Regions from separate parts of the Mus musculus genome. Here regions 1 and 2 are each linked to region 3. The links are chromatin loops, found by intact Hi-C in ENCODE. Cell type or tissue: heart. All regions are shown on one strand.

Region 1 (8,000 bases), 530 kb after region 3:
TCTGATCAGTTGGAACCCGCAGACAGCAAAGGTTTCTGTCACTGTCAGCTCACCTGTCGGGCTATGGCCGCTGGGGAGTGGTGCTCAGTCCACATGCAGTCTTTCCTCCCCGGGTTTAGGGATGGTAATGCTGCCACCTGAACACTCTGGAGACAGAAAACACCAGGTCAATCCTCAGGAAAGTTAAGGCCTCCTTAGGGCGACAGCTGTCTGTGGCCTCTCCCGTGATTCAGAGAACAGGTTGCTTGCTTTGTTCGTCTTTGCAGATGAAGGGGATGAAAGGCTGACCGCCTTCCTGTTACACCTCAGAAAGAAACTTCCTCATGCTTTTAAAAATAAAAGTAATACATACTTATTATAAAAACATGTCTTTAAGAGACACCCTCTCCCCCTCAGCCTGGGAATCGCTGCTTTGGGTCCCTGCGGGTATTTCAGGTCTCGGGGTCTGGTGGAAGGTCTGGTCATTGGAGGCATGAGGCTGTTGGCACTCTCACCTTCTGGGCCTGAGTTGAGTAGTTTTGGTGTGCCACAGGCCCAAAGCTGAAAGCCCAGCTGACCCTGGACTAGCTTATAAATCTGAAGCAAAGTAAACTACCCTGTTTTAAAATAATGTAAATTGTATTTCAAATGTTTGCCTTAGTAGCAGAAAGCTACCTGACACATCTTAGAAAACCGAATTTGGTGACGAGTCATTGAAAATGTCTTCATTGCTTTTACTAACCCCCTATCGAAAAACTTTTCCACTCGTCTTTTGAACTGAATCAGAAAATCAGTACCCCACTTCCTTCCTTCATTGCTAAGAGTTGGCAGGTCCACCTCTGAGCCTCACAGACTGGCAGGACTGAGAGGGGCTCAGAGAGCCCTTGGGTCTGGAGAGTGTGAGACACTTTATTAAGGATTTTGAGCTGGCTGGGTGGTGGTGGCGCACGTCTTTAATCCCAGCACTCAGGAGGCAGAGGCAGATGGATTTCTGAGTTCGAGGCCAGCCTGGTCTTCAAAGTGAGTTCCAGGACAGCCAGGGCTATACAGAGAAACCCTATCTCAAAACAACAACAACAACAAAAACAAAACAAAACAAAAAAAGGATTTTGAGCTGGAATGATCTGGGAGTGGGCAGGGGCTGTTTCTAGATACATCCTTGTCCATAGCAAGATATACGCCATCCAAATGCCTGAGAACACTCTCAAAGAGTCAGAGGGTGTGGGTGTAGATAGTTGCCTGTCTCTGCAGGAACCTGATGGTTCTGATTGGCTGGGAGATGACATCGTTCTGTGGGCAGTTTAGAGACCTGTAAACTGGTCCTTATCTGTCTCCTTGAGTCTCGCTTCATCCCCAGCTCCCCTGGGCTTTGGTTTCCTGAACTGTGAAATGGGGGACCAGCCAGTGGCCCTTAAGGTCTTCACTCCAGCTTTGACGCCATCTGTGGAAGTTTCCTTTCCTTTGACAAAATGTTCCCACCGTCAGGCTGAGGCTGGAGGGAAACAGGATCTCCCTGGGACCTGGCCTTTGTTCTGTTCTTGTTCGTGAGTCTGGTGGCCTAGCAGTTCCCTAGCTTCCAAAGAAGGGCAGCTGCTGGCTTTGTTAATCCCCTCTCGATGTCCCCTCCTGTCCCCATCGAGGCTCCCATTCACTGACTAGCCACTGTGCCAGATGCTTACATCAATCTTACAAGGGAACCTACCCTGCTGTTCATAGAGGGGGGGAAATAGCTCCTGCCACCTTGCATGGCTAGAAGCTGTCCAGGAAGTATGGTTCATGTCACACTAGTCTATGCAGCCACTGGCTGCTGTGTCTAATTTAAAGAAAAAAATATTCTGCACCTGGTGGCGGTGGCACACTCCTATCCTAGCACTGGGGAGACAGAAGCAGGCAGATCTCTGAGTCTGAGGCCAGCCTGGTCTACAGAGCGAATTCCAGGACAGCCAGAGCTATATACAGTGAGACCCAGTCTCAAAAAACAAAACAAAAAGAAAGGAAAAAAATTCTAGTTTTTACCTGAGGGTGGCTTGCTAGAGGCACCCTCCCTGTCTCTTCCTCCTAACTGTCTCCCAGGCGACTTCATGAAATGAGAAAAATTGCTCCAACCCAGGTATTTCAAGAGAGACAGAGTTAATGGTGTTTAATGCAGACCATAAGCCATGTGAGGGTCTAGGGTCTGACTTTCTAACTCCAGCTCTGCATGAGATCTCCCAAAAGCCAGGAGAACCATTCAGCAAGTACCAGATAGACCAGCCCAATACATGGTCAGGTGCTGAGGGTTAGAAGTAAGTCTGGAATGTGTGAGATGTCGCAGGGCGTACCCTGTTTGGGGGGGAAACCCTTCCCTAGTGTGGAGGAAGACTGGGACTTTCCAGGGGTTTTGGAAGTTCTGGGAAGTAGCCATGTGACCCCGAAGGTGACCTTTTGAAAGATAAGGGTATTGTTCTGTTGGCCCTTTGGAAAAGTGTCAGGGTGTCCTAACCTCCCTGCAGATAGACTTGTTTGTGGCCCAGAGTTTCCAGTTCACGTTTGGAGTATGATTTCCCATGAGGTGCTAGAATTTTCCGTGGCATTCCGAAATCTCTTTCCTGCCGGGGCCACTGATTTTAAACATCAGGGCAATCCTGTGCCTCTCTCCACTGTTGAAAAGCAGGTCTGAGAAAATTAGGTCACCCGGTTTCCTTGATAATTGCAGCAGCCGGTTGGGGAACTTCTTAGTTCAGCTAATCAACTTCTGTTTCCAGCCCTCAAGTTAGTAAAAGTCGGCAGAGGGTAGGTAGGTCCTTAGTCCCTCAGCCACCCTGCCATGCCGGCAGGGCGTCCAGAACAGCCTGTCTTCTGCACACGGTCCACACTTCCCTGTCAGCCCCTCGGTGCTTCCTGTGGACTCTCGGGATGCGGAGCTGGTTGTCTGACGTCAGCAATGGCAAGGCTCCCTGCGCATCACTGCCTGTGCTGAGTCAGGCTCCCCCAGGACCTCCTGGCATCGCTCAGCGGGGCTTGTTTTTCTATGCTCATTAGTTCGAGTGGTGATTTTTCCCTCTAAGGATTTTACTGCTCTCAGACTGAAGAGCAGACAGAGGCCTTGCAGACCGGCCCTTAGGGGTTCTAAAGGGAGTGGAAGACGCAAGCATCCCTTGTTTTTCAGGGCTTTGGAGATTATGTCATTGGCTTCCTATATTCTCGTTTGTTTTCCCAGGCCAAGCAGGTGATTCTGGCGGGGGAGGAAACCCTGTGTGTTGATGGTTTCCTTTTACAAACCAGTGGCTTGTTAGGCACTGTGGCACAGGCCTTTAATCCCAGCACTCTGGTGGCCGAAGCCTGAATTCCAGGCCAGCTTGGTTTACCCATCCAGTTCCAGACTAATCAGGGCTACTTAGTGAGACCTTATCTCAAGAGGAGAAAAATCGGTAGGTTGAAGATGCAACCCATATTGATTATTAAAAACGAGGGTGGGGTGGAGCTGGAGATGTAACCCCATAAAGTACTTACCTAGCGGGCAGGCCCTGGGCTGTACCCCTAGTACATCGTGAACTGGATGTAGAGGTTCATACCTGTGATCCAAGCACTTGAGAGGTGGAGGCAGAAGGATCAGAAGTTCAAAGCCATCCTTAGCTACATAGTGAGCTAGAAGTCAATGAGGGATACACGAGACCCTGTCTGAAAATAGATAAAATGGAGAAATGCAGAAAAATACAAAGCCAAAAAAAAAAAAATCACCCACAAACCAGTTTAAAGATAATGACTTTTAATATTTTGTAATAGTTTTCCAAGTCCTGTGTGTGTGTGTGTGTGTGTGTGTGTGTGTGTGAAATTCAGATGTTTATAAGAACATTTACTTTCTGTTCAATTTAACGTCACGTAAGTGTTATTAAGTAGTCTTTGAAGTGAGACTTCGGTGCTCCTGTAATAGTCCTCGTCAGATGGGTGGATACTGTAAGTGGTGGTGAATACCAAGTCCTGTGTAAATTGTGTTTTGGTTTGGTTTGGTTTCTGAACATACATATTTGTGATAGTTTAATTTATAAATTTGGCACAGCAAAAGATTGATAACAACAAACCAGCAATTGCAGCAATATACTGCAGCGAAAGCTATTTCAGACTTACGGATTGATCACTCTGGAATTTTCCACTTCACGTTCTTGACCACTGATAACTATAACCACAGGAAGTAGAATTGCAGATAAGTGGGGGAGGGGGAGGAGGAGGGAGTTCCTGTACCAGAGAAGAGAGTCAGAAACTTCAGTCATTTTTACTCTTTATGATAACAAATAACTGCAGCACATATTTTTGTATGAATGGTTTTTCTTAGATAAAATTCCAAGTTGTAGCATTTCCGGATCTAAAAGGTCTGAATCTTTGCATAGCGTTGGGGTTTTCCTGCTTTTGTTACTATACATATATTTTATCATATCTCCATACCCCCCTGCATCAGATGCCCAGATCTTCCAGCCCTTTCTCCATGGGTGTTGTTGGAGACTTTGCAAGTCTGAGAAGCTTGCACGCCTCTCTTCCTAGTTGCTGTCTGACCAGGTCCGGTGTCCAGGATTAAGGGCTGTACAGTTTACCCCTTCATCCCTACAAGTCATAGGAGTGGGAGGTACTGGGTAAGAGGTTCCCTGGCCTTCCTGAGTCTGACCCAACCCAGGGAGGCCATGGGTATATGAACGTAGGGCACCATCTCAAAATGCGTCGCCCAGACATTAGGCTAGAGTGGAGCTTACAGGTCCACGTTTTCAATGCACAGCTATGATAGTTAACTGTGAACTTGACAGAATCTACAGTCGCCTAGGAGATGAGCCTTTGAGAATTATCTTGATTTTGTTAGCTGGGGTGTGAAGACAAGCTCATGGTGGGTGGCACAGTCCGGACTCTGTGTGTGTGTGTGTGTGTGTGTGTGTGTGTGTGTGTGTGTGTGTGTGTAGGAACAACCGGAACAGCTACATCCATTCCTCGGTCCCTGCTCCCTGACTGTCTGTCAATGAGATGTGACTGACAGCTGCTTCAAGCTCCTCCCACCGTGATGTGCCTGTACAATGAGGCGAGAGCCAGAATAAACTCTTGAACTGTGTACTTACCACAACAGATAAGATAATAGTCTACTCTAGCCCAGCATTGAAGAGACCAGCAACAGAATACCCAGGCTTAAGGATAACTTTGATGTGGGGCCGTGGATGAAACCCAAGGCCTCAGGCATGGCAGGCTCTGCCACCGAGGCACATCCCTGATCTAGATATCTGTGAGAAGAGAATTCACTGTTGCCAGAAGAGATACGGAAGAGATCTCGGGTCTAGTGGGTGTGTGTTTAAGATATGACAGACAGCCAGTTCTCAAAGAGGAAGGGGACCTTATAGTCTTGCAGACCCCTGCTTGGCAAGAATTCCCCCATATGTCAGGGCAAGGTGACCTTTGAAGCTATGTCCCCTTAAGCTGAGTTCTCTTGTAGAGACTCTTGGTTCCAAAGCTCTAGGGCACAGAACACCTTCTGAGCACAGGGCTTAGCTCAGCTTCCAGAATGCCAAGTATGAGGGCAGTGGACCCAGCATCTAGGCCATGCTCTGCTGTGTGTGGCCTCCATAAGAGGACATTTCTCTTCTGCCCTCCTAGGAGATACCTAGGCTGAATTACACTCCCTTCCCCTTGGCCAGATGCTCAGACCCTTTCCCGGGATGGCCTACCCTAGCAGGTCCCCTGATCTCACCATCATATTGAGACAACATGGTGTTGTGTACCCATCCTGTTCATAATACTTGAATAGTTACATCTTTCCAGAATGTTCTGTCTCTGTCTGTCACAGCTCATATACCTTTCTGGCCCATGCCCTGTCCTTCTCAGCCCTCAAGACCCAAGAGACGGAGCGCCTGGTCCTCTCCACCTCCCTCTTGTGCCTGTGGTATTCTGCAGCTGTCTTCCCACTCCTAATGTCTGCTAGACCCCGAGAGGCAGCTTCTGGGGGCTCTGTGAGGACAGAGGGTATCTTTATAGTAGGTCCAGTCAGAGAGGTAAACAGAGGCAGACACTGTACCATCTCTGTAATGTCAGATTGAGGGAAGTCTTTATGGAAGTTATCCAGGCCATAGCCAGGAAGGCTGTCTTCCACTCGGAAGCCACAGGCTCTGCCTTGGTGAAGGGACCCTGTCTAATCACTTGAAGATCACACGAATTCTAAGAGTGGCTAATCTGGAGACAAGCTTTCAACAAAGAGCAGGCCTGCTTCTACCTCCATAGCACAAAGCTCAACTCTGAGGTGATGTGGCTGGTAGTGGCAGTGTCTGTCCAGATGTGGGCACAGTCAGATCCTCCCAAAGGTTGTGCCTGAACCCAAAATGTGGGGACTTGGAGCTTTACTGGGTGCCACAGGGTGATGCTGTGTCAGAGTACATTATTGAGAACCTTGCAGAAGTCCTGTGTCAGGGGGCAGGTGTCCCTGCCCCCCAACCCTCAGTGTGAGTACTTCCAGGGATCACCTCCCCCTACTGGCTGTGTGGCTCCTGGACTTAGCTTCCACATTTAAACTGGAGACTCTACGTACCCCACACCCAGGTACCCCTACCCTTAATGGTATCCCATTTTCAACCCACAGACACTCTGTGGATCACTGGATCACATTTAACCTTCCTTGGTAGCATCCTGTTCCTCATCTTGGTCTAGCCTGGGCTAACCTTGTCTAGCCTGGCCTAGCTTGGCTAGGATCTTAGGTTTTTTTTCTTTATTCTATTCTCTGAGTCAGCTCCTCTCACCTAGCATGTGTTCCCTTCAGTCTAACCCTCACTGGGCCACTTCCCTCCACCCCTTCAGTACTTCCTCTTGACCTCTGTCCTTTGCCTCACCATCACCAGCTACATGGACACTTGTCAACACCCAGCTTTCCTTGAGCTGACACGGGCCGCCTTGGTGTGGCCATTGTCTGATCTGCACACTCTTCGCTCCACCTCCAGCAATAGTCCTGTCTAGGAAGCATGGAATTTCAGCTTCTGAGGACAAGTTCCTTCATCCTCTGTCGATGTGCCATTTGTCAAGTTGGATAATGTTTTTGTTCTTACGAGACGAGAGGGTTTACTTATTCGAGGCTAGAGCTCCGGAGCCAAGCACAGGAGACTTCCCACAGATGTTTATCGATTGAACAAACATGTTGACAGTTCAGAGTGACCCTGACTGTTCTAACTGGACATTTTCCTCCACGTGACAGGAGTTCCACTCAAGCCAGTCCCAAGCAAGGCTGCCGTGGCCTTGTGCTGGCTTCTGGAACTCCGGTTTTGAGCAGTTGTTTGACTTGTATGTAGAAAGCTTGTTATAGGCAAGACCTATGCCTGGTGTTCAAGCCACTAAACCATCCCCCATGTCCCCACTGCCTATGCCTGTCCCTGTGCTTCTTTTCCAGACCATGCTCGCATTCATGGCCTCTGACAGCGAGGAAGAGGTGTGTGATGAGCGGACGTCCTTGATGTCAGCCGAGAGCCCCACATCTCGCTCCTGCCAGGAAGGCAGGCCAGGCCCGGAGGATGGAGAGAGCACTGCCCAGTGGGTAGGTTCCCCCAGCAACTATGGGCCTTAAAACAGGACCATGGGGTTCCTGTGTCTTTTTTTTTATTTGTAATTATGCGTATTAATGTATATATGCGTGGAGGTATATGCATATGGGCTAAGGTACCCATGGAGATCATAAGGGAATGTCCTCTCCCCTGGAGCTGGAGTGACCCGCACTTGTGAGCTTACTGACGTGGGTGTTAGCAACTGGACTCAAGTCTTTTACAAGAGCAGTAGGTACTCTTAACTGCTGAGCCATCTGTCCAGCCCCCTCCTATGCCTTATGGCTTGCTGAAGTTGGATCTGAGATGTCTCCCCAAGACCTTTGTGCTGAAGATTTGGTCCCTAGTGTGCTGTGACTGAGATGTCCTTAGAACCTTTAAGAAATGGAACCTTGTGGAGAGTGGCAAATCTTTGGAGGAGGCCCCAGCCCCTCCTCTTTTTCTGTATCCTGACTGTGAGGTGAGCAGCTTGCATCTCTCCATGTTTTCTGC
Region 2 (8,000 bases), 74 kb before region 3:
AGATAATCCCACAGGTCAATTTGGTAGAGACAATCCTCCAACAGAGACTCTCTTGGCTATGTCATCAAGAGAGCCTAACTATACAAAGAAGGTAATTACAAATTAATTGTAGAATAATGACAGTTCACCCACAGCAAGAGAAGGGCAGGCTGCACACAGGGCTGAAAGACAGAAGTGCTAATGTGAAGAGAAGCAATCTCTTTCCTTCTCAGTGATGGAAAGGTACAGGAGACACCACTGCAAACAAGAGATAGGGCTTCCCCAGCTGGGGACTGGGGGCATCTACACAAAATTAGGATAAAGGGTTGTTTAGTCCATGTAACTGTCTACCTTAAGTTGTAAAGATTCACCTCATATTGTTTTTAAACTAAAAACCACTTTAACATCTTTATATGTAATACATATTGTATATGAATTTTTTGTTTTGTTTTGAGACAGGGTTTCTCTTCATAGCCCTGGCTGTCCTGGAGTTCTCACTATAGACCAGGCTATCTTCAAACTCACATGCCTCTGCCTCCCTGACGCTGGTATTAAAGCGACTCACTCCAAATTTTTAAATAATTTTGAAAGACAATGTGAAAGCAGAAACTTTATTTCCAAACAAAATTGTTCAGAGAGGGGCAAAGACTGCATCAAAGCTGTACTTTAGTCAGAGAAGGGGCGCTTCTTCCAGCTGAGGAGGCACTACCAATGGACGCTCAGAAAGATGTTCAACCACCAAAGCAGCAGCCAATGATAGATATTTGTGGAGAGTGTCACACCGAAAATGAGATAAAGTCCAGGGATCCCATCAGATGCAGAGAATGTGGATACAGAATAATGTACAAGAAAAGGACTAAAAGATTGGTGGTTTTTGATGCTCGATGAAATGGGGGAGTTCAGAAGTGTCTTCATTCATACATTTGCCTTATTGATGTTTCTCTTTAATGTATAGCATTTGGCTTAGTTTACTTAATGACAACAACTGTATGCCTATGATTTCATTTAGAAATACAATTGTATTTTAATACTTTGTATAAAGGAAATTTTGGTTTAATATATGGCTTAATTTATTGTTTTTGTAATTCCTCACACAGTGAAGATTAAAAGTATCCCCCCCCCAAAAAAAAAAAAAGCTGTACTTTATTTCCTTTTTACAAAAAGATTTCCTTTTAAAATCCCTTTTCTGGCTGGAGAGATGGCTCAGTGGTTAAGAGCACCGACTGCTCTTCCAAAGGTCCTGAGTTCAAATCCCAGCAACCACATGGTGGCTCACAACCGTCCGTAACAAAAAATCTGATGTCCTTTTCTGGAGTGTCTGAAGACAGCTACAGTATACACACATATAATAAATTAATTAATTAATTAAAAAAATTTTTTAAATCCCTTTTCATTGTGTGTAAGTGTATGACATGTCTGTATATAAGTATGGGCATGTTGGTGCAGGTGCCTTCAGAGGTCAGAGTCGTCCACATCCCTGGGGACAGCTGGGGTTACAGTGGTTTGTGATCTGCCTGACACTGGTGCTAAAAGCCAAATCTGAGACCTCTGGAAGAGCAACCATTAGGCCATCACCCAACCCCTTGCTTTTCTAGTTAAGATTCCTGTCTATTGGGCTGGAGAGATGGCTCCATGGTTAAGAGCACTGACTGCTCTTCCAGAGGTCCTGAGTTCAATTCCCAGCAACCACATGGTGGCTTACAACCACTTGTAATGAGATCTGATGCCCTCTCTGCTGTGTCTGAAGAGAGCAACAGTGTACTCACATAGAATAAATAAATCTTTAAAAAAAAATCCTGTCTATTAAGTTTCTAGTAGAAAAAAGAATTTGGAAGAATTTCCTATTTTATCAAATGTGTAGATTATACATTTCCCAAATGTGTAGATTATAAATGTTCCAATACACTGTATTCACCCACACCTTTGCAGGATCAGCCTACCAGCCTAAGCACCAGAGACAACGTGCAGTCCACTAAGGTCAAATGTACTGACCCTCTGCCGTGAGGAGCTGCAAACAGAGAAACCATGGCAAATGTCTCCAGTTCCTAACAAGAAAACCAAGCATCGCTACAAGAAAAGAGGTTAAGAGAAACTTAAATGACCAACGTCAGGCTTGAACCGTTGAACACACCAGGCTCCTCTTCCCTTGGAAATACACATTTTGGATGCAGAATATTCTACTCAGGAACCCCTAATTGGAAGTTGTACACACACCTGGGCCTTCATGACAAAGGGCAGCAGAAAGTTGCTGTCTTACTGACACCTTCAGCAGCCGAATTCTTCTCATCTCCAGTTTTTAAAACCAACTTTTCCCCCAGCAAATAAGAAAGGAGTAGATTGTCAAGGTCCTTACAGCATTTTACTACTGCAGTATGTCCTTGGGAGTCTCCTATTAACTTGTAGTCACCTTTACTGATGTCTGTTAAGGCTAATGATCAACAGGGCAGAGGTCTTCCTCTCTCAGCGAGAGATAAAACTTCTTCATGGATCAGAACCGTTTTGCTTTAAAAAGTATAGCTTGAACTTGAACTATCTTGATTTTTCCTATTTCATCAAACTGTCCTTAGTAAGCTGCTTGCACTCACATTTACTGTTGTTAAGTAACAGACAGACTCAAATGCTCTCTGATAACTGCTTCTGCTTACCTGTTCTCCAAACTCAATTCTATTGGGGGTTTTTTCTGGATGTCTGGACTCCCATAGTCCATGTACAGTGCCTCTGTTAAATCTAAGGACGAGGTGATAGGAGGCTGTTTTGCTTTCAAGCAGGGTTTCACATAGTCCAGGCTGCCCCAAAACCACTATAGAGACGTGGCTAAGAACCCCCAAACCTCTCAAGTGCTGAGATTAGAGGCATACACCACCAGGCCCAGCCTTATTTCTGTGTCCTTTCAAAAAAGTGTATTTCCAACACTCCTCATTGTTAAGATTCTATTGTTTATGGATCAATTTTAAGTTTAAAAATAAAACTTGAAAATTATTCTTCAAATACATTGAAAAGTCACCTGTTTTGGAAAGTATCTGAATTCGAATGGCTAAAAAAAGGTTCTGTTTTTCTTACTAGACCGCAGAATAGAGAAGAAAACAAAGGCTAGATGTGGTGGGACACACCAATAATCCCAGCCCTCCAGTATGTTCAGAACATCCTGGGCTACAAGGAAAGACTTTCTTGTCCTTGTTTTTTAAAGGACAAAGAAATTAGAAAATCACATATTCTTCTTGGAACTCATCCAAGTCTCTTTAGGAACAGATTTGGTATTTTAACATTTGTTATGTTTCTACATAACAAGCAGAGAAAACAGACTACAACGAAGGCGCAGTCATACAGAAAAACTGTTCTATACCAAACGCCCAGATTAAAATTAGACTCAGGGAACCCAGTAAACTCTTTAGATGATTGAAGAGGTTTGAGATTTCCTAGTCAGTATAAGCCTGCTTCTTTGGGAATTAAAGCTTAAAACTTTAGAAGCACTTAACCAGGGTTTTATATCCACATGGCAGAGTCTAAAGAGGCCCAAGAATATCTGTGAGTGATTGGCTCTGTCAGGATGACTCCATATCCTTCTCTAACCGTTCTTTGGCCTGGATGGGTGTCCTGAGGGTCGGTAAGAAAGCATATTCCTATCTATAATGTGAATGTAAGAAGAGAACCTTAAAGGTATCATTTGGGGGGATAAAAGAAACAGAACGAGAGTTTGTAGTCGAGGTTGGACAAAGCGCAGTAAATGGACGGAGATTCTCTTACGACGTGGGGACAAAACAACGACTGCCATAGACTAGCAGAGGAATGTCCCCATATTAGTCAGAAACACCCAACGACGAACCCAGCCTGGCTTGGTGATCTCTTTCCCCCATTTCCCGGGAACCGCCATCCTCACCTGTTCCTGGCAGTGTCGGTAGATCACATCGCGCACGGAGCACCCAACCGAGGCACACGGCAGCGCCTTCCACACGGTACCGGGGCCGCGAACCCACGCCACCACCGCAGCCTCCGCCATTTCGTCTGGTGACGGAACCTCTGGACTGCGACAGGCACTAGGCGACACAGCCATCCGGTCGCATCTCGATGACGGAAGGCCTCGTCTTCCAGCGCCCCGCCTCCCGGGTTTCCACCACTCACCCCCGCCTTTCCGGAAGGCGGTCACGTGGCCCGGCGTCACGCGAGCTGGCGTGGGGGAGGGGGACAGGAAAGGCCTGCCTGAGGCCGATAAGACCGCGGAGCGCTGGAGCTAGGCGTTGCTAGGGGCGGTTGCTAGGGCGGGGCTCAAGGGACTGGCTATAAAGGGCGAGCTCTGGGCGCGGTTGCTGCGCTTGGGCTACAGCGCTTTGGCTGGGGGTGATAAGCTGCCCGTGGCTCCGCCCAGCGCCGCAGGCCAGCGCGCCACTCCGGTTTGTGCAGCTATTTTTGGGATTGGGAGGGCTGTGTCCCAGGCAGCCACTGCTTCCCGGTGCTGCGGGGAGAAAAACGGCTTCCTCTACCCGCGAGGCCTCCCAGTCCTAGAGAACGGCCCCCAGTGGTCCCCAAACCGCAGCCCCGGCCTGCGTAGTTCCCTAGAGGTTTATGTTCATTTCCTGAACCCCCCTTCACGTTCCTTCCATCACGTTCGGCTCGTTCCTATTTTTGCATGTTTGCGCTCTGCGCTGTCCCCGCTTCAGCTGTGTTTTCAAAATATTTCACAGCAAATGGGCCCTTGTGAACGGCAGGGGCGGGAGTGACGTTTATAGCCATACTGCTTCCAAAAACCCCCGCTGTAACGTTCTTTCTGTGCCCTGGGAACACTCGCGCAGATTTTACAGAGAACAACTTTAAGGTTCGGGTGCTGAGGGAGGCCCTTAATATTTAATATGCTGAGATGATGTTGTCTCTGAAATACTAAACAATTTAAAAGCTGCTAGCATGAAGCTGGGAGGATTATCGGGAGGATAACTCAGTCTCCTGAACACAGATGCCCTGGCCCGCAGAGCCATATTCTCGGCTGTTAAGATGCAGGCCGATGGAACTAATCGCTGAGGAGAAAGCACAAAATCTTGAAATCCTTTAACTGTGAAAATGAACAAAAATAGGACTTGCAGTTCTGTGGAGTTATAGATCTGTTGGTGCACACAGGCGGGAAAGCGGGCCTCCATGAAGATTCCAGGAGATGAAGAATAATTACACAAAGCATGTTGTGCATAGAAGCAGTATTTTATGAGTGTTGTAGTAGTAACCCAGAGGCCTACAGGCGTCTCATCCGATACGTAAGCAGGACAAACTGGGAAGCATGTGACCTTCCAGACAAACTGGGAAGCATGTGACCTTCCATCTTTTCCCATTCTGTCCGTTAGCATGTGGTCCTAACTGCTAATTTATTTTTTTCACCTTTTGGGAATCAAATGACCATTTCAAGAGCCTGGCAGCTTCTTCTTCTGCAAGGAACCAGATCATGGTCAGTTTAGGGTTATGTAACATTTCTTTGTCAGAATAATGCTTTGTAAGCTGGAAAGTCCCAGAAGGATTCCCTTCTAACAAGAAAAGTCCACGTCATTTATTACAACTATCTACTACTGCTCTCCAAAAACCTAATGTCTGAATGAATTCACTCTTTACCCCTCGGTTATATTTAAATCTCTGTTATGAAGAAGACCCAAGCAACCAGCAAGCATTTGTCATTTAAAATACAAAATAACCATTATTAGCTTTTCAAGGACACAGACCTCTTGAGCAATCTATAATCTGTTAAACCTTCACAATGAGCTCCTTACACCGTGAAATACACAAAATAGATGTTACATAAATATTAGTTGGCTGTTTGATGGATTACAGTCTAACTTAATTATTCCTGGTGTGCATCTAAAGAAACATATTTTCCACTAACTTAGGACATTCTACTCGGAGGATACAGAAACCAATTTGAATTGGTACCTATAAATTCATTTAAATAGTGAGAGAGAGAATGAGACTTCAGAGTTGAAAGGCATGGCCAAGAACATGATATATACTAACTGAGGAAAGAGCTAGAAACAACTGGTTAGCTTGGCTGCTGGAGCTATGTTGTCATACCCAGTGCCCAGTGCTGTGGGGTGAGGCTTGTGAGTGATTGTGTAAAAAGAGAGCCACCTTCCCCCATCTCATGGTTTCAGATGAAGAAATGACAGGAAGGCACTTGTATGGTTGTGACAAGTTAATGGGGGGGGGGGGGAGGTGGGGAGCAGTTCCTCAATTGCCAAATCCATGCAGCTGTGCCCTGTGCTCCTAGGACCACACTTGGCGCTCGTTCAGATAAGCCACACTGGCTTTGTTCCTGCCTGTGTTCCCAAAAGAATGACTCCAGCTGTACATCTGCTTTTTAAGGACCGGTTCAGCTGCCAGGAGAGAGACACGATGGGATCCTGAGGCAATGTGGAGTGATTGTTCACTGCCAGGAAATGACAGCACGAGACAGTGTTTGTGTGGCAACCCATGACAGGGGCTTGACGGAGCCAAATGGCACGTTGTTCTGCTCGAGCCAGAAGCAGAGCAGGGTCCTGGCACTTCCCACAAACAAGAGTGAGGCTCCCAAAGCAGTGACTTCTCCAGGTTGTGTCCATGTGTGACTCGCCAGACACTCTTCTGTGTTTCCAGCCATGTTCAGGCTCAGCGGGAAGGAAATACTGTTAATACCATTTTCGTGACAAAAGGACAATGGGACAAGCTGACTCCTCCAGTGCCACAAATGCAAAACTGCCATCAATTCCCAAATTGGCAAGTGTTGTATTATAGGATGGCTTCAGCCCTAGAAACAATGAGGTCGGCTAGTGGGAATGAAAAAGAAAAAAACAAAAAACCGGCAGCTGGAGAAGAGCCTAGAAGTCCACACTAGCGGCGGATGTGTGGAAGGCGGAGCCTGGAGCAAGCCCCAAGATGTTTGGCTGTCAGGGAAAGCAAAACTCCACTCTCCTTCTCTTATTGGATGGAAAATCACAGGAACTAGCAAGGGTGAGGTGGAAACAGAGGTAGAAAAGGGCTGTGTTTAAACACTCATGGTGGGAAAGAGAGGGCAGAAAAGGAGCCCAGGAGAGGGCCGAGCCGCGATCCGAGGCTGAATAACGAACCCCGAGCCTCCCTCATTGTACTGCCAGCAAGCACCTCCTTCAGGGTGGATTCCATAGAGTTTACATTATAACAAATCTCTAGCTTACAAAAACATTCTTTATCATTGTTCTCACCAACACCATCAAGTGGCTTGTTTCCTGGAGAAATCTGAAGGCAGGCTAAGAGATAGGTAAAGATGCTTGTGACCAAGGTCCATCCCCCAGACTCACATGGTGGAGAGAGAAACCTGACCTCTGCTACAAGCTGTCCTCTGACCTCCACATGCATGCTGTGCCCGAGCACATACGCAGACACACACAAATTAATGTAAATGTTTTGTAATGAAAAGATATTTGAGGGCTGAGGAGATGGTTCAGTGGTTAAAGGGCTTACCACACAAGCATAAAGCCTGAAGTTTGGGTCCCCAGAACCTACATAAATGCCAAGTGGGTATGACAGCCCACCTGTAATTCCAGCACTCAAAAATCAAAGACAAAGCAAAGACCAGAGACTCCCCAGAGCAAGCTACATAGCTAAATGAGCATGATCAGTGAGCACCGGTTTCAAGAGAGAGACCACTGCAATAAAGAAGGAAAGATGGAGAGGGATACAGGAAGGTTCCTGAAGTCACTTTTGGATTCCCACATACCCACAAACACACACACAAACATGAGGGGAAAAAAAATCAAAGAACTTTGAGCGGAAGGGGTAGGTAATATATCTTTTTTTTCCATTTTTTATTAGGTATTTAGCTCATTTACATTTCCAATGCTATACCAAAAGTCCCCCATACCCACCCACCCCCACTCCCCTACCCACCCACTCCCCCTTTTTGGCCCTGGCGTTCCCCTGTACTGGGGCATATAAAGTTTGCGTGTCCAATGGGCCTCTCTTTCCAGTGATGGCCGACTAGACCATCTTTTGATACATATGCAGCTAGAGTCAAGAGCTCCGGGGTACTGGTTAGTTCA
Region 3 (8,000 bases):
GTTCTTGCCGGGATATGGAAATTGAATGAAGAAGGGTATAGGGGACAATGTGACACCTTCTTAGTTGCCTTTGTCCTCCATCTATTCCTTATCCCCAGAAGACAGCACACGAGATGCCTCTCCATTGCTTCAGTGTCCCCTCACTCCTGGGAAATACATCTTTATCCAGCCCAGACCCAGCACAGCTCCAACTTGGTTCTTCTCCCATATCACCGAGGACCTTGCTGCCTAGGCACCTCTGCTGTATTTTCCTGACTCCTCTTGGAATGCTCCACCCTTCACTGCTCACTGGATTCCCTAATAGCCATCAAAAACAACTAAGCAGGACCAGGAGTGTGGGCAAAGTCACGGTGGCTAAGGAACAAAATGGTAATGCGTGATGTGAGCTGGAGGGCCAGGACACCTGAGCGGTCCGTGCAGACCGGTCAAAGCTCCCAGCGTGAACTTTGCTCGGCCTGATTCCTGGTTCTTCTGGGAGCTTGGTGCATCAAGCAATCATAGATGGGAGGCAATGATAACTTCAAAATGCAGAGAGGCAGTAAGCCTCTGGTCTCTGCACCTTGCTTCAGGGCATCTCTGGAGCCTAGAATGAGGAAGGGCCACTATCAGCTTGGTGTTCCTTTGGTCTTGGACTCTGTTAGGTTTAACAGGAAAGGAAAGATACACAAAGGCCCCTCCTTGGGGATCCCTGGGGCTAATAATGAGTAGTGAGAGAAACATCTCCGGAGTGCCTGGTCTCCTTCCACACCCAGTGACTCCTGTTCCTCGTGGCTTTGTATCTCATTTTACATGAAATCCTGGATTATATTCATGTGCATGTGCGAGTGCACACACACACACACACACACACACACCAGAATTCTTGTGAGCATCTGAGCGCCTGAAATATTCAGGAATCAGGGATAAATCAGAGCCCTTCTGTGGTCCCTGTGCCAGGCCTTGGAAACACATCACCGACCATCCCGGCTTCTTAGGAAGCGCAATCCCAGCACTCAGGAGGCAGAGGCAGGAGGATCTCTGTGAGTTTGAGGCTAGCCTGGTATACAGAGTTCCAGATCAGGTAGGGATACATAAAAAGACCTCCTCGCCTCAAAATAAAACAAAAACAAACAGGAAGGAGAGGAGGAGGAGGAGGAGTAGGAGGAGGAGGAGGACTTGTTGAAGATTTTCGAGTAGCTGACCCAGAGGATTCTATGCCCTCTTTAGCTTCCCTGGGCAGTAGGCATGCATGTAGTGTACAGACACATGAGCAACACACCCATACACTAAAATAAAATAAAATAAAATAAAATAAAATAAAATAAAATGAGTTTCTGACTCCAGGGAGCTGGACTTAGAGGCGACTATAAACCACCCAATGTGAAAGCCATTGAAAAAACAGATGTCTATACCCTAGTTGTTTCAGACAGAATAAAGATTTTCAAATAACTGAGTCAATAACCTGTTTTCAATTTAAATTAGTTAAATTTAAATTTTTTAGTTCCGACTGGGATGACAGCAACTCAGGAGACTGAGGCAGGCTGATCTTTCCATCGAGGCCAGCCTGATCTACAGAGAGTTTCAAGCTAGCTACACCTACGCATACTGTACCGTCACGCACTCCATAAGCAGAGGTGGCTGGCTGGTGGTTCCTTCAGGTGTTTTCCCCTGTCTCGCATCTCGCATGGAGACCTGTCTGACCAGTATCTGTTCCGCCCTACCCTTGGATGTCCAATGTGTGCATCAAACCCAGCATGCCCCAAACTGCCGTTCTGACTCCCACACCACCGGTGGAACCAGCAGGGCCAGTCTTCATCTTTGGGAGTGAGCCTGTGAGGCTGGCTTGCTCTTTCCCAACCACCCAGTCCCAACACTAAACACGTCTACACAGCTCTGTCCTGCTCCATCCTCTTCCTGCCTCTCCTCCCGTGAGCTTCCATGGCCATCTGCCCACATGTATGTTTCAATTCTGTCTTTTTTTTTTTTTTTTCAAGTTTTGGGAAAGAGGATTTTTGTGTTTGCTTTGTAGCGATAATTTGTTTGTTTAAGTCAAGGGCTCAGTACCTGGCTAACTTTACCTATGGGAGATCCTCTTCCCTCTGCCTCCAGAGTGCTGGAATTACAAGCTTCCCACCACATCGGCTTCAATAAATATTTTCAATGAATGATGACTTTCAGGTGGGAAAACACCTCCAACCAATCTAGAACAGGCGCCCTGTCCAGAGTTGTAAAAAAAAAAAAGGGTTTGGGAACTCCAGCCACCGTACGGGGAGTGAGCCTCCTGCGGAGGCACTGGGACCTGACTATCCGCAAGATGCAGGCATGGACTGACCACACAGCGCCCAAGCGGCCGGTGGGACGCTTCCTGATCCGTCCTCTCTTGGCGACTGGGAAAGAGAGAGGTGGCTTTGGCTACAACTGCTTCTGGGCCAGGTAATTCTAGAGAAAGGAATGACGCGCACCTATGGGCACCAGCTGCAGAGTTGTTTGGGTGCTCCTAAGTGACCAAAGGTCCCCGAAGCCCGATCCGGAGGAGGAGCTACGGCCGCTGCATACGGGCGGGGTGGCCCAGGGCGTGCGCGCTCCCGAGGAATGGCAATCGGGCGTCGCGGCTCCAACGCCTAATTTACCAAGGCGAGCCCAGCCCTGCCCTACGGTGTCTGTGACCTGCCCACCGAGTGGGTCCCCAACCAATGAACCTCAGCTCTCGTGAGCCACAGCTCCATGGGTCCCAAATGTCCCTGGCTCCTGTGGGTCCCAGGCTTCCCCGTCGCCTGCCCCGGCAGACAAGGAGGGGTCATTTACCGCGAAGACGAAAATCTTTCCAGGAAGTTTGTACCTATTAATATTGCTGTTCCTGGCAGCAGCTCTCCGCGCGGGGCGGGGGCAGGGCAGACCCTGCAGCTGCTTCTACCGCCTAGTGTCCGCCTCTGGCCCGGGACAAGGAGCGGAGGGCAGCTCTAGGTCCCCACGCCTACGGCGGGGGCAGGACCTGCTCGGATGCTCAAGGCGCCAGAGCCCAGCGGCTTGCCCGCGAGCAGCGCGCGGTGGGACCCGGAAGATCCCGAGGCCAAGGCGCAAACCAAGAGCTGGGACTCGGGAGGGGGAAGGGAGAGGGAAGAGAGGGATCCTTGCATCGGTTACCAGAGGCCGCTAGGCCGCGCCGTTCCCCCAAAAGAAAGCTGGTCCCGGAAGCAGGTATGCTCCTGCAGTGGGAGACCATGAGCCTCGGGGCCCTGGAGAGGTTGGGACCCTGGTTCTGACCTTGCTATGGTTTCACAGCCGCAAGGCGCTGCAGCAGAAATTTGATATTCGAAAGCTTGTGGCCTCCTCGCCACCACCTTGCAAGACTGTCTCCAGTCACAGACACAGACATTAGAGGTCGTAGTGTTGTTTTGTTACTCAGTGCAAGGCCTGGTGTGTACAACAGGATCTCTTAGAAAGAAGCACAGCTGTTTTCCTGCAGTAGCGGCCCCGGAACCACACGACCGGCAGCTCCAGCCCCAGACCACAGCTCGCTGGATTTTCAGAAGTTCCTTGGGCCAGAAGTGCCAGCCAGATCACTCTTTCTCTCAGGTCACATATGGTACATAAATCACTTTGCAAAAGAACCTTAATTTATGACTCTTTTGGGTGTTTATGTAGATAAGCAGTAATTTAGTCATCCCTGAAGTGGTGATCCCTGGACACCTCAAGTGTTAACTGTCCAGAGTATGAATTAAAGTCCCTGTGTCACACCGTCTCTTCCTCAGAATTCTAGAGTCCTCTGCAGGGTGCTCTGGTAATCATCTTCCTCCTCCTCCTCCTCCTCCTCCTCCTCCTCCTCCTCCTCCTCCTCCTCCTCCTCCTCCTCCTTCTTCTTTCCCGAGACAGGGTTTCTCTGTGTAGCCCTGGCTGTCCTGGAATTCACCCTGTAGACCAGGCTGGCCTCGAACTCAGAAATCCGCCTGCCTCTGCCTCCCAACGTGCTGGGATTAAAGGTGTGCACCACCACTGCCCCGCTCTGTTAATCTTCTTGCTCAGGATGACCAGGCCTATTCTGTGCAGGGACTCTGTCCAGCTCTGCGTGGAGGGCAGTGCCCACAAGTCACCAGTATTGAGACACGGAAGGACAGAGGTAAAGTATTTATTTCCTAATGTCCGCCTTCCAGCCTTCAGGGTCTCTTGGAAGCTCAGGGCCCATGTGGTTCTCCCAGATGGCTTGCACTAGCTTGACAGGGGACTGTGCCAGAATCTGGCGTCTTAAGGTAGGGTTCACCAACTAAATAGTTTTCCCTTAGCCCTTCCCCTTGGGGAAGTCGGGGGTGGGGATCCTCAAAGGCAAATCCAAAATGGAGTGTGAGACCCAACAGTGGTGGCCTCTCTTCTGCCTCCTCCGGATGCCTGATGTGGAGATCTCTCCTGGGCATTTCAGCCTCTCCCTGCAGACGCCAGCAGGAGATCCATTCTGGAAGCTTAAGCCCGCAAGCAGGGCTGCCTCTTCAGCTTCCAGCCTTGTCCAAAGCACTTGGCTTCTCGTTTCCTCCATACCCAGAAGGTACCACGAGAGGGAAAAGGTCCTGTGAGACTAATGCTCTGGATTCAGCTTGGGTGGGCCAGGCAACCCATCACCTTCCCTTTGGGCTGCAGAAACCTGTGAGGTTGCCTCGGGCAGATCCCTGGAACAAAGATTGGTAGCATCAGCTGTTTTACTGCAGAGCTAGGCACACAATCCTTGCTAAAAATAAACACAAAGGAAAACCCCAAAGCAGCTAAGCCTATTTTCATACCTTTTTTTTTTTTTTTCTTGTTCACTCTCTTTTGTCTTCTTGCTACTTGGTTGCTGATTTTCTCTTAGGGCCCCATCCTGAGTGTGGTCCTGGCACTATTCCAAGTCCTGGACATGAAGTCACGGACAGAAACAGAGGGGAGAAAGGGGGAGGGATCTAAGGACCATTTCTTTGAGTGTAATTTACATTAAGTGGGATGATGGACCCCCTTCAGAGACAAGGGGGACTGGGACAGGGGAGGACCTTAGGGAGAGGACCTCCCTCCCACTGTACAGCCAGCCCTTCTATGGGGAAAGGGCAGTTTGTCATGCACCAGATGAAGGAAGGGTTAGTGGATGGTGGGGCCCCATCCCAGAGCAGAGAACAAGCCTGTTACTCTGGGCCTCTGGGGCATCACCTCATCACTTCAGGTAGGAAAGGACTCAGATGTCTGTGAGGATATCTAGACTGAAACCAGTGCCCTCTCTTCCTGGGGACTGATCTGTCTCGCGAGCGTTGGATGAGGAGGAGCACTACTGCGGTAGTGCAGATCGTCTCTGCCAGCCTCTCCCCACTTCCTGAGCAGCTGGCGGGATAGGGGTGCACCTCTGGAAGGATGCTCTGTGTTAGGAACCTTGAACCTGGCTAGGAGGCAAGCCAATCCCACCCCTGGCCAGCTGGGGGCTCCTGGTAGCGGTAGCTCCCCTCCTGCAGGGACATGCGTTCACTTTTCTTGTCTGTCTCATTACTGCCGAGCCCACAGTGCCTTGGCACCTACCCCGGGAAGGCAGAAGTGAGGTTCTTCTCCCAGTGGGTGAACAGTTAACCCCAGCAATATCCTAGGTATTCCCAGGTATTCCCAGTATTCTAGGTAATAGCTGGAAGAGCACTGGTTAGCTAGGAGTGAAATGCTCAGCCTGGGCAGGGAGCTGGCGGGCAGAACTGGTCTCTAAGGGTCACAGAGGTCTCAGTTTCCCTCTGTGTCCCCTAATCTTCCTACAGTGGGTTCTTCGGCTGCCTCCCCAGACAGAACACTGCCCCATCAATCATTACCTTTGGGTCCCCCCTCCCCCAACACCAGCTTGTTCTCTCAAGGATTCCTGTGTTATGCTATTATGATTCTCCACTTTCCTTTTATATACTTCAGGATTTATAAAACTTTGGCGTGGGGGGCTAGAAAGATGGCTCAAGGGTTAAGAGCACTGGTTGCTCTTCTAGGAGACCTGGGTGCAATTCACAGCACCAACATGGCAGCTCCCAACTCTTCAGCTCCAGCTCCATGACCTCAGGCGCCCTCTTCTGGCCTCTTCAAGTACTGCATAGAGCTAGTACACAGATGTACATGCAGGCAAAGCTCCCGTACACATACAATAAAACAATTGTTCTTTTTCCTTGTTGTTGTTGTTATTATCTTGTTTTTTAAATTTTGCATGCATGTGCATTTTTTAAAAAGATTTATTTATTTATTTCATGTGTGTGAGTACACTGTTGCTGTCTTCAGACACACCAGAAGAGGGCATCATCGGATCCCATTACAGATGGTTGTGAGCCACCATGTGGTTGCTGGGAATTGAACCTCTGGAAGAGCAGTCAGTGTTCCTAACCACTGAGCCAACTCTCCGGCCCATTATCTTTTTTTTTAAAGACAGGACCTCTTGTTGCCCAGACACTCACTATATTTCTGACATTGGCCTTGAACTTTCGGTCCTCTTGGCTCTACCTCCCAAGGGCTAGGATTAAGGATACACACCGTCCTGCCTGGCTTTTATGATTTTGTCTACATACCTGTTGTGTAACTTACACTGCCACGTAGTTCAGATTTCTTCCTGTGTAGGCTGGGGATGGAATCTGGGTCCTCTAAATGCTTGGCAATCATTTTACCCTACAGCTATACCCGAGCCCAACAGATCAAAGCATATAAGGGCAGAAGGGAGCCAGCCAAGCATGGTGCTGGCACATTCCTCTGGTCCCAGCTACACAGGAGGTTGAGACAGTCCTCACGAGACCAGCACAGTGCAACGGTGCAAGACCCTAGCTTTCTACCAGTGGTATCTTTTGCACTTTTATTTATTTTGTGGAGGGATACCCACACGTGCCACGGTACATATATAGAGGTAACTTTGGACATCAGGTTTGTCCAATGAGTCCCAGAGATCAAACTCAATCAGGTTAGAGGGTAGTAATGTATGCCACTGAGCCATCTCTCCAGTTCTGGTTATTTATGTTGTTTTTTTGTTTTTGTTTTGTTTTGTTTTTTGTTTTTTTGTTGTTGTTGTTTTCCCAAGACAGGGTTTCTCTATGTAGCCCTGGCTATTCTGGAACTCACTTTGTAGACCAGGCTGGCCTCAAACTCAGAAATCCACCTGCCTCTGCCTCCCTGAGGTGCTGAGATTAAAGGCATGCGCCACCACACCCAGCTATTTACATTGTTTTTGTTTGATTTGGGCCTAGGGATCTTGCTTTATAACCTGCATAGGCCTTGAACTGGATGCAATCCTCCAGCCTCAGCTTCCCCAGTGCCTACCTGCTTTAAGAAAATCCAGCTAGGGCCTGGCACATGTTAGGCAATGCTTCACCAATTCTAGACCCTGGCTCATTAGGTAAGTCTAGGAGCAAATGGGCTTTGGGGGACAACCTGAGCCACCCCTGTGCCTCCACCCCTAGCACCTGGCTGGGGCTGAGGAGTCAGGGTCTGTTTGGTGTTTCAGCTGAGAGGTTTTGGCTCTCAGAGATGCAGAAAACATTTCTACACCCATGGAATTAAACAAGTATCTGCCAGGAATACCTCCAACACCAGAACTGGAAGGGACTGGGTTGATGGCTCAGAGCAATGACAGCCAAGACCAGAGGATGAGAGGGCCAATTCAGACCTAGGAGGAGATGTGGCTGAAGCTAGCCAGCTGGGACAAACACTGATGGCCTGTGTACAAGTATTTGTTATTCTCTAGATGTAATTGTCTCCTGTCTTCTTTCTTTTTTCGAGACAGGGTTTCTCTGTGTAGCTCTGGCTGTCCTGGAACTCACTTTGTAGACCAGGCTGGCCTCGAACTCAGAAATCCGCCTGCCTCTGCCTCCCGAGTGCTGGGATTAAAGGCATGCGCCAACACGCCCGGCGTCTCCTGTCTTCTGTTGGCGACTTTTCTCTTAATCACCTTGGGTTTCTCTTCCAACCATGTTGGACATCAAATGTAAAATTATTTTTTTCTTCTGATCTAATTGTAATTACTGGCTCCATCTTCTGCTAACCTAGGCCTAGTCCTGGAAGCTTCTAGC

What was found. Hi-C counts contacts between places; a loop is a spot of excess contacts. Peaks named below come from ENCODE experiments on the same cell type or tissue, not always from the same donor. Only the 100,000 strongest peaks of a DNase experiment are listed, where the experiment ranks them.
Region 1: it touches region 3 in a loop (2.3-fold over the local background); 12 of 42 quality-filtered maps call a loop at or near these places.
Region 2: a loop joins it to region 3, with 5 times the contacts of the local background. A loop is called at or near these places in 10 of 42 quality-filtered maps.

Annotation. Positions count from the first base shown.
Region 1 is chr1:180,245,118-180,253,117 of GRCm38, reverse strand. Psen2 (presenilin 2) reads left to right here. Exons shown (of 11, transcript NM_001128605.1): 2 at 7,361-7,504. The coding sequence starts at 7,364. Among named protein-coding and RNA genes, the nearest start is that of Psen2, 7.2 kb to the left of the region's middle. In heart, a CTCF peak has its summit at 3,288; DNase peaks (open chromatin) are centred at 1,557, 2,557 and 2,887; H3K4me3 peaks cover 849 bases; H3K27ac peaks cover 3,562 bases.
Region 2 is chr1:180,847,149-180,855,148 of GRCm38, reverse strand. It overlaps Sde2 (SDE2 telomere maintenance homolog (S. pombe)), which reads right to left and starts at 3,998. Exons shown (of 7, transcript NM_145943.1): 1 at 3,857-3,998. The coding sequence starts at 3,976. It also overlaps the pseudogene Gm20305. In heart, CTCF peaks have their summits at 4,436 and 6,814; DNase peaks (open chromatin) are centred at 4,228, 5,092, 6,338 and 6,848; H3K4me3 peaks cover 3,998 bases; H3K27ac peaks cover 4,507 bases.
Region 3 is chr1:180,772,878-180,780,877 of GRCm38, reverse strand. It overlaps 2900024J01Rik (a long non-coding RNA gene), which reads right to left and starts at 2,917. Exons shown (of 3, transcript XR_373751.4): 1 at 2,819-2,917. In heart, CTCF peaks have their summits at 2,940, 3,147 and 6,043 (motif pointing left); DNase peaks (open chromatin) are centred at 2,607 and 3,007; H3K4me3 peaks cover 1,732 bases; H3K27ac peaks cover 3,174 bases.